Regions from separate parts of the Homo sapiens genome. Here region 2 is linked to region 1. The links are chromatin contacts, found by Hi-C or POLR2A ChIA-PET in ENCODE. All regions are on one chromosome and are shown on one strand. Each heading gives the region's core, a stretch centred on a gene start or an enhancer-like site at or near the end of the contact. The rest is flanking DNA. Distances are from core to core; before and after follow the strand shown. Region 1 holds the start of RIC8A (RIC8 guanine nucleotide exchange factor A). Region 2 holds the start of GATD1 (glutamine amidotransferase class 1 domain containing 1).

Region 1 (2,663 bases), core at 88-2,587:
CGCTTGCTGACACAGCCTCTGCCTCACCCACGCCCTCCCTGCTACCCGCGCACGACCCTGCCCCACCCCCTCCGTGCCCGCCCCCCGGCCTCAGGCGGCCGCTTACCTCCTGGTTGTATGACCGCAGAGCTTCCATAATCACATCCTCCTCACCCGTCTCCACGGCTTCTGCAACCGCCCGGGGCTCCATGGCGCGCCGGGGAAGGCGGGACGGGCCCTTCCTCAGCCGTTCCGGGCCGCAGTTCGCCGGCCCCGCCCTGGCCCAGAAAGCCCCGCGCCAGCGCGCGGGGGAGGCCGGGACGGGGCGCGGCGTCTGGTGGCGCTTTAACGGGGCGCAGCGTCTGGTGGCGCTTTAAGGGGGCGCGGCCTGAGGCAGAACTGGCGGCTCGGAGGTTTTAAGACCCGAGTCGAGGGGCTGAGTCGCTCTGAACCGAACTGACCCCTCTCCTTGTGACCCGCGCTTCTTGGGCCAGAAGTTCCAACAGGAAACGATCTCAGCCCCCACCGTGCCCTGCCACACACACAGTGACGCCCCTCGAGCTCCACAGAACCGATGGGATGTAGAGGGGAAAGCCGAAGTGGAAAGGAATTTTCAGTCCTGGGCCATTGGGTTCGTTAGGCGTTTGCTGGGGAATGCAGGCGAACGGGATTCCCAGGTCCCTGCCTTTGTGGAGCTTATGTTCCAGAGGGGAAGGGGGACAAGGAAAAACAAAAGGACACGAGGCGGTCACAGGGCTGTGCTTCAAAAGAAGCAAAAGGCGACTGCTGGGCTGCAACGGGCTGTGAGGAAGTGCTGTTTTTGCTGACACCGGACGGTGGGAAGTGAGCCGGGAAAAGACTGGAGGAGCCACTCCAGGCAGAAGGAGCAGCACTTGCAAAGGTGGAGGGGCCGAGAGAAAGGGGAGCAACCCAGTCTGGCCTGGACTCAGTTCCCTCTTGAAAAGCAAAGATCCTGCGTGTCCGTTTCAGTGGCCGTCATGAGGATTCAGTGACGCACAGGAAGCGCGATCCACTCGCTCTTCTAACAAGTGCCCGGGAGCAAAGGCGTCTACGGCCCCCAGTCCCCGCGCCGCCTCCCAGTCTCTCTCCCGGCTTCACTTTCCTGTAGTGCGTTCTGTACGGCTGTATTCGACGCGGCGCGCACTCGCAGGCACGAGCGAGGCGCCGATCTCCACTTGACAGAGGAGGCACCCCTGCCCCCACCACACCCAGTGCTCCTCGCGGGCTTCTGCCCGAGGGGTCTGCTCCTTCCTCATGACCCGCCTGTGAATCCTTCCTAACCGTTAGGACCTAACCCACAGAAGCGTCTTTCCACCACCATCGTCTAGGCACTGAGCAAGCAAACGGCCCCGCCCCGCCCCACGTTCACAGGAACACCAAACGTCACATCCGCGGTGCTGCTGTAATCCCAGCACCTTGGGAGCCCGGCAGGCGGGGGCTGCAGTGAGCTGAGATCGCGCCACTGTCTGCGCGACAGTGCTGAAAATAAGCCACAGATATGCCCATCGCTTCCGCGCCCGGCAGTTCCCCACCCTCGGCCCTAAGCCGGAAGTCAGCGAGCCCGAAGCGGAAGGGGCTGGGCTATCTAGGGGCGTGGTCGGTGCGGAGGCGGGGCCATCGCTAGCTGGGGGCGGGGCCGGAAGCTCTTTCCCCGCGACTGCGCCACGTCTGAGGCGGCTGTGGCCGCGTCGGTGTCCGCGTCGAGGAGCCGGGGCAGGGCACGATGGCGGACTGGGCTCGGGGTGAGCGCGGGAGAGCGGAGCCGTTGGGGGCAGGGCCGGGCCGAAACCGACGCCGCTGCCTGTAGAGCCGCGTGCGCCTGCCTCTGGCCCAGCTGGGGTGACCTCGGCCGAGAGGACCCTGTCAGGGGGGCGGATTCGGATCCTTCCGGGTCCGAGCAGGGCCGGGTTTCGGCCGGCACTGCCGTTAGGACCGAAGGCGCGCGTGGCGGCCCAGCAGCTCCAGCGAGGGGTCGCGCAGCAGCGGGGTCTCCCCACTCCCCGCCGCCCCCTGTGAGATCGTTCTGCATGGGTTCGGGGTGAGCGGGAGTCGGCATTCGACAGGTCCCGAGGCCAGGCCCTAGGAGTAGAGGCTGTGCTCCGCTGGTGTCCAAGCAGGACTCTTACTTTGGCCTCGGTGGCCCCATTTCCCCTCCTGGAGCCCGTGTTCTTGTCTGCAAAGTGGGATATTGATGCCTGTCTCTGTGAGGTGTTATGATGATTAAAGGAATTTATAAATATGAAGTGGCTGGAAGGACGCTGGCATCCCTTCCTGACACTGAAGCTAGGGAGGAGGTGGTTCTCACGCACCTGATGTGACAGAACTTCCTTATCCCCTGGCCCAGCCTGTCACAGGCCAGGCCTCTGCGAGCACTCTGCCCTGGGTGTTGCAGGAAGCCCCATGCGGGATGCAGACCAAGGATCCCGCTCCTGGTCGACCTCAGCTCCCGTCTCGGGGAAATTGGGAACTTTGCTCAGCCATTTTCTGTGCGGTAAAGGGCCTTCCCAATGTTCTGTCCTGGTTCCTTGCCACCTCTTCAGGACCTAGCTCAAAGGTCGTCTCTGCAGGAGCCTTTCTGCTGCCTTGCTGGGTACTTTTCCCAAGTCTTTTCTATGCTCTTAGCAGAGTTTACTCTTTTTCTATAAGAATGGGCTCCACATACA
Region 2 (2,663 bases), core at 93-2,592, 570 kb before region 1:
TGATTCTCCCGCCTCAGCCTCCCAAGTAGCTTGGATGACAGGTGCTGCCACTGCTAATTTTTGTATTTTTCTTAGTAGAGACGGGGTTTCACCATCTTGGCCAGGCTGGTCTTGAACTCCTGACCTCGTGATCCACCCGCCTGGGCCTCCCAAAGTGTTGGGATAACAAGCGTGAGCCACCGCGCCCGGCGGAGGCCAGTGGTTTTCAGGGGGTGTGACCCACAGAATTCCTCACCTTGGCTGTTCCCAACCATGACGGTTCCCCTGGTTGGAGCAGAGGCTTGGTGGGACCTTCATACTGGCAGCAGGGGGCCAGGGACCTGGGCGGCCCGCTCGCCTGCTGGCTCTGTCTCAAGCGCCCTTTTGGCCTCAAAGGGTGCCTGCCTGTCTGCCAACCACTCCACGTGGTCTCACCCCCTCCAACTACAGTCTAAGGAAAAACTGCTTCAGGCCAGGCGCGGTGGCTCACGCCTGTAGTCCTCGCACTTTGGGAGGCCAAGGCAGGCAGATCGCTTTAGATCAGGAGTTCGAGACCAGCTTGGACAACACAGTGAGACCCCCTCTCTACCCAAAACACAAAAAAATTAGCTGGGCGTGGTGGAGTGTGCACCTGGGGTCCCGGTTGCTCAACAGGCTGAGGTGGGAGGATCGCTTGAACACGGTAGGCAGACGCTGTAGTGAGCCGAGATCACGCCACTGCACTCCAGAGGCCCTGTCTCAAAAAAAAAAAAAAAAAAAGAAAAACTGCTTCAATTCTCCTCACCAAAGCCAGCACGCCCGAGGTGTCCCCATCTCAGGAAGTGACACTCCGTCCTCCCAGGAGCTCAGCCCGACGCCCCACAACCCTGCAGGCCTCCCCGCGACGCCCCCGTCCTGGGCCGGCGGAGCCCACCCCGCCTCCTGGACCCCGCCGTCCCCCTCCTAGTCTCCGGGGACACCCGGAGCTTCTGACCCCGCAGCCCCCCGGTCTCCCCTGCTCCTCGGGTGTGGCCACCGGAACACCACGGGCACCTTCGCGCCCCGACACCGCCGCCTGGCTCTGCTGATGCCCGCGCCCCCACCCCAGGCCAAGAGCCCTACCCCGCGCGCGCTCAGACTGCGCATGCGGCCGGGGAGGACCCTCGCGACCCTACCTATTGGCCCCTGCCAGGCTCGGATGCCGAACCCGCCGGGGCCAAAGCAGGCGCGACCTGCGACCGCCCGGGCGCGCGGAGCGGCGGGCAGCCCAGCCGACCCGGACCGGGTACGAACGCGCAGGCGCCCAGTCCCACCCGGCTCCGCCCCCGGCCGCCAGGGCACGTGACCCGCGAACTCCCGGGCGCGCCCAGACGCCGCGCACGCGCAGACCCAGCGCCGAGCCCGAGCCATGGCGTCCGAGCGGCTCCCTAACAGGCCCGCCTGTCTGCTCGTGGCCAGCGGCGCCGCCGAAGGTGAGGCCCGGCGGCCGGGGCCAGTGTCCGAAGAGCGTCCGCGAGGGGGCTGCCCGGGGCGGGAGGTTCGGGACACGGTGGGCGCGCGTCACGTGGCGCCGGAGGCCGAGGCCGCTGGGGGCGCCGGGCAGGGGCCGGGGGAGGGCGGAGCGGGGTCGGTGTCGGGATGGAGCTCGGGGCGGGGACGGGGGCGGGGGTGGGGTCGCGGGTTGGTGGGATGGAGCTCGGGGCGGGGTCGGGGGGTCGTGATGGATCCCGGCGCCGCGTCGCTCCTCCGAGTCTCGTCTGCCCGGCGAGGCGGCCCGGGCCCGACGTTTCTAGCGGAGGGAGCCGCGTGCCTGGGCCTGGTCTCTGAGGCCGCTGCGCTGCGAGAGGGGAGCCCGGGTGTGGGGAGGGGCCATTCCGGGAGTTGACCCAGCTCTGAGGTCGGGCGGCCGCGGGGACCCTGACCTTCTGAGCCACCGGCTTCTGAGGAGACCCGGAGCCCCCTCCTGGAGAAGGCGCCCCGCGGCCCCCGTCCTGGGGCAAGGGTACCAGGGCAGTACTGGCCTGGGGCTCACGCGGGTCGGAGCGCAGCGGGGTGCGTCCCCTGGCGCTGAGCCTGCAGGGTCTCAGGGCAGCAGGGGAGGGATGAGCAGCGGAGCACGAGGGTGCCTGGCCTTGTTCTGAGCCTTTTGGAGAGGGAAGTGAGCAGCCCAAGGTCACCGCACCACGGAGAGGTGGGGGCCGGGGTTGCGACCCAGGGGTCTGCCTCTTGAAGTCTGTAGCTCCTCAAGTGTGGACGGGGAGATGGGGCTGTGGGGTTGTGGCGTCACGATGTGCTGAGCTCCAGGGGTCCTGAGTGATGCCCCCAGACTGCGGGTGGGAGGAGCCTCGAGTGGGGTTCAGTCCTGGGGGGGTGGGTTGGGGCTTGTTTCCAGAGCAGGTAGGCGTGAGGAGGTCCGGCATGTTGAGGACGTGGGGTCTTAGCGCCAGCAGGCTGGGGGCAGCACTTCAGGAGGCCGGAAGGGCGGGCAGCTGGGGGAACAGAGCCTGCGGCAGTCTACTGGGCACTTTGTTTTTCCTCGATAAGTGGACATTTTACAGTGAATATGTATTAACTTATATAAGAATGAAGAGTCTGGGCGCAGTGGCTCACGCCTGTAATCCCAGCACTTTGGGAGGCTGAGGCGGGCGGATCACGAGGTCAAGAGATCGAGACCATTCTGGCTAAAACAGTGAAACTCCGTCTCT

What was found. Hi-C counts contacts between places; a loop is a spot of excess contacts on that map. ChIA-PET counts read pairs that join two places held with the same protein, here RNA polymerase II (POLR2A). Pooled maps may share reads with other maps.
Region 2: a pooled map shows a loop between it and region 1 (17-fold over the local background). The contact joins the promoter of GATD1 here to the promoter of RIC8A in region 1. A Hi-C loop is called at or near these places in 1 of 168 maps with a recorded cell type or tissue (GM11168) and 7 of 50 pooled maps. POLR2A ChIA-PET finds 5 or more read pairs at or near these places in 2 of 52 experiments (BJ and PC-9).

Annotation. Positions count from the first base shown.
Region 1 is chr11:206,382-209,044 of GRCh38, reverse strand. It overlaps RIC8A (RIC8 guanine nucleotide exchange factor A), which reads right to left and starts at 1,337. Exons shown (of 10, transcript NM_001286134.2): 1 at 107-1,337. The coding sequence starts at 190. It overlaps BET1L (Bet1 golgi vesicular membrane trafficking protein like), which reads left to right and starts at 1,646. Exons shown (of 4, transcript NM_001098787.2): 1 at 1,646-1,742. The coding sequence starts at 1,724. RefSeq lists enhancers at 1-56, 131-750, 726-895, 751-1,372, 1,919-2,420 and silencers at 1-64, 135-424, 425-623, 1,685-1,804, 1,915-1,974.
Region 2 is chr11:776,166-778,828 of GRCh38, reverse strand. GATD1 (glutamine amidotransferase class 1 domain containing 1) reads left to right here and starts at 1,342. Exons shown (of 8, transcript NM_182612.4): 1 at 1,342-1,430. The coding sequence starts at 1,367. It overlaps LOC124900301, which reads right to left and starts at 1,251. Exons shown (of 2, transcript XM_047427954.1): 1 at 1,134-1,251; 2 at 1-712. It overlaps GATD1-DT (GATD1 divergent transcript), which reads right to left and starts at 1,251. Exons shown (of 2, transcript NR_126343.1): 1 at 1,134-1,251. RefSeq lists silencers at 842-941, 992-1,701, 1,712-1,921.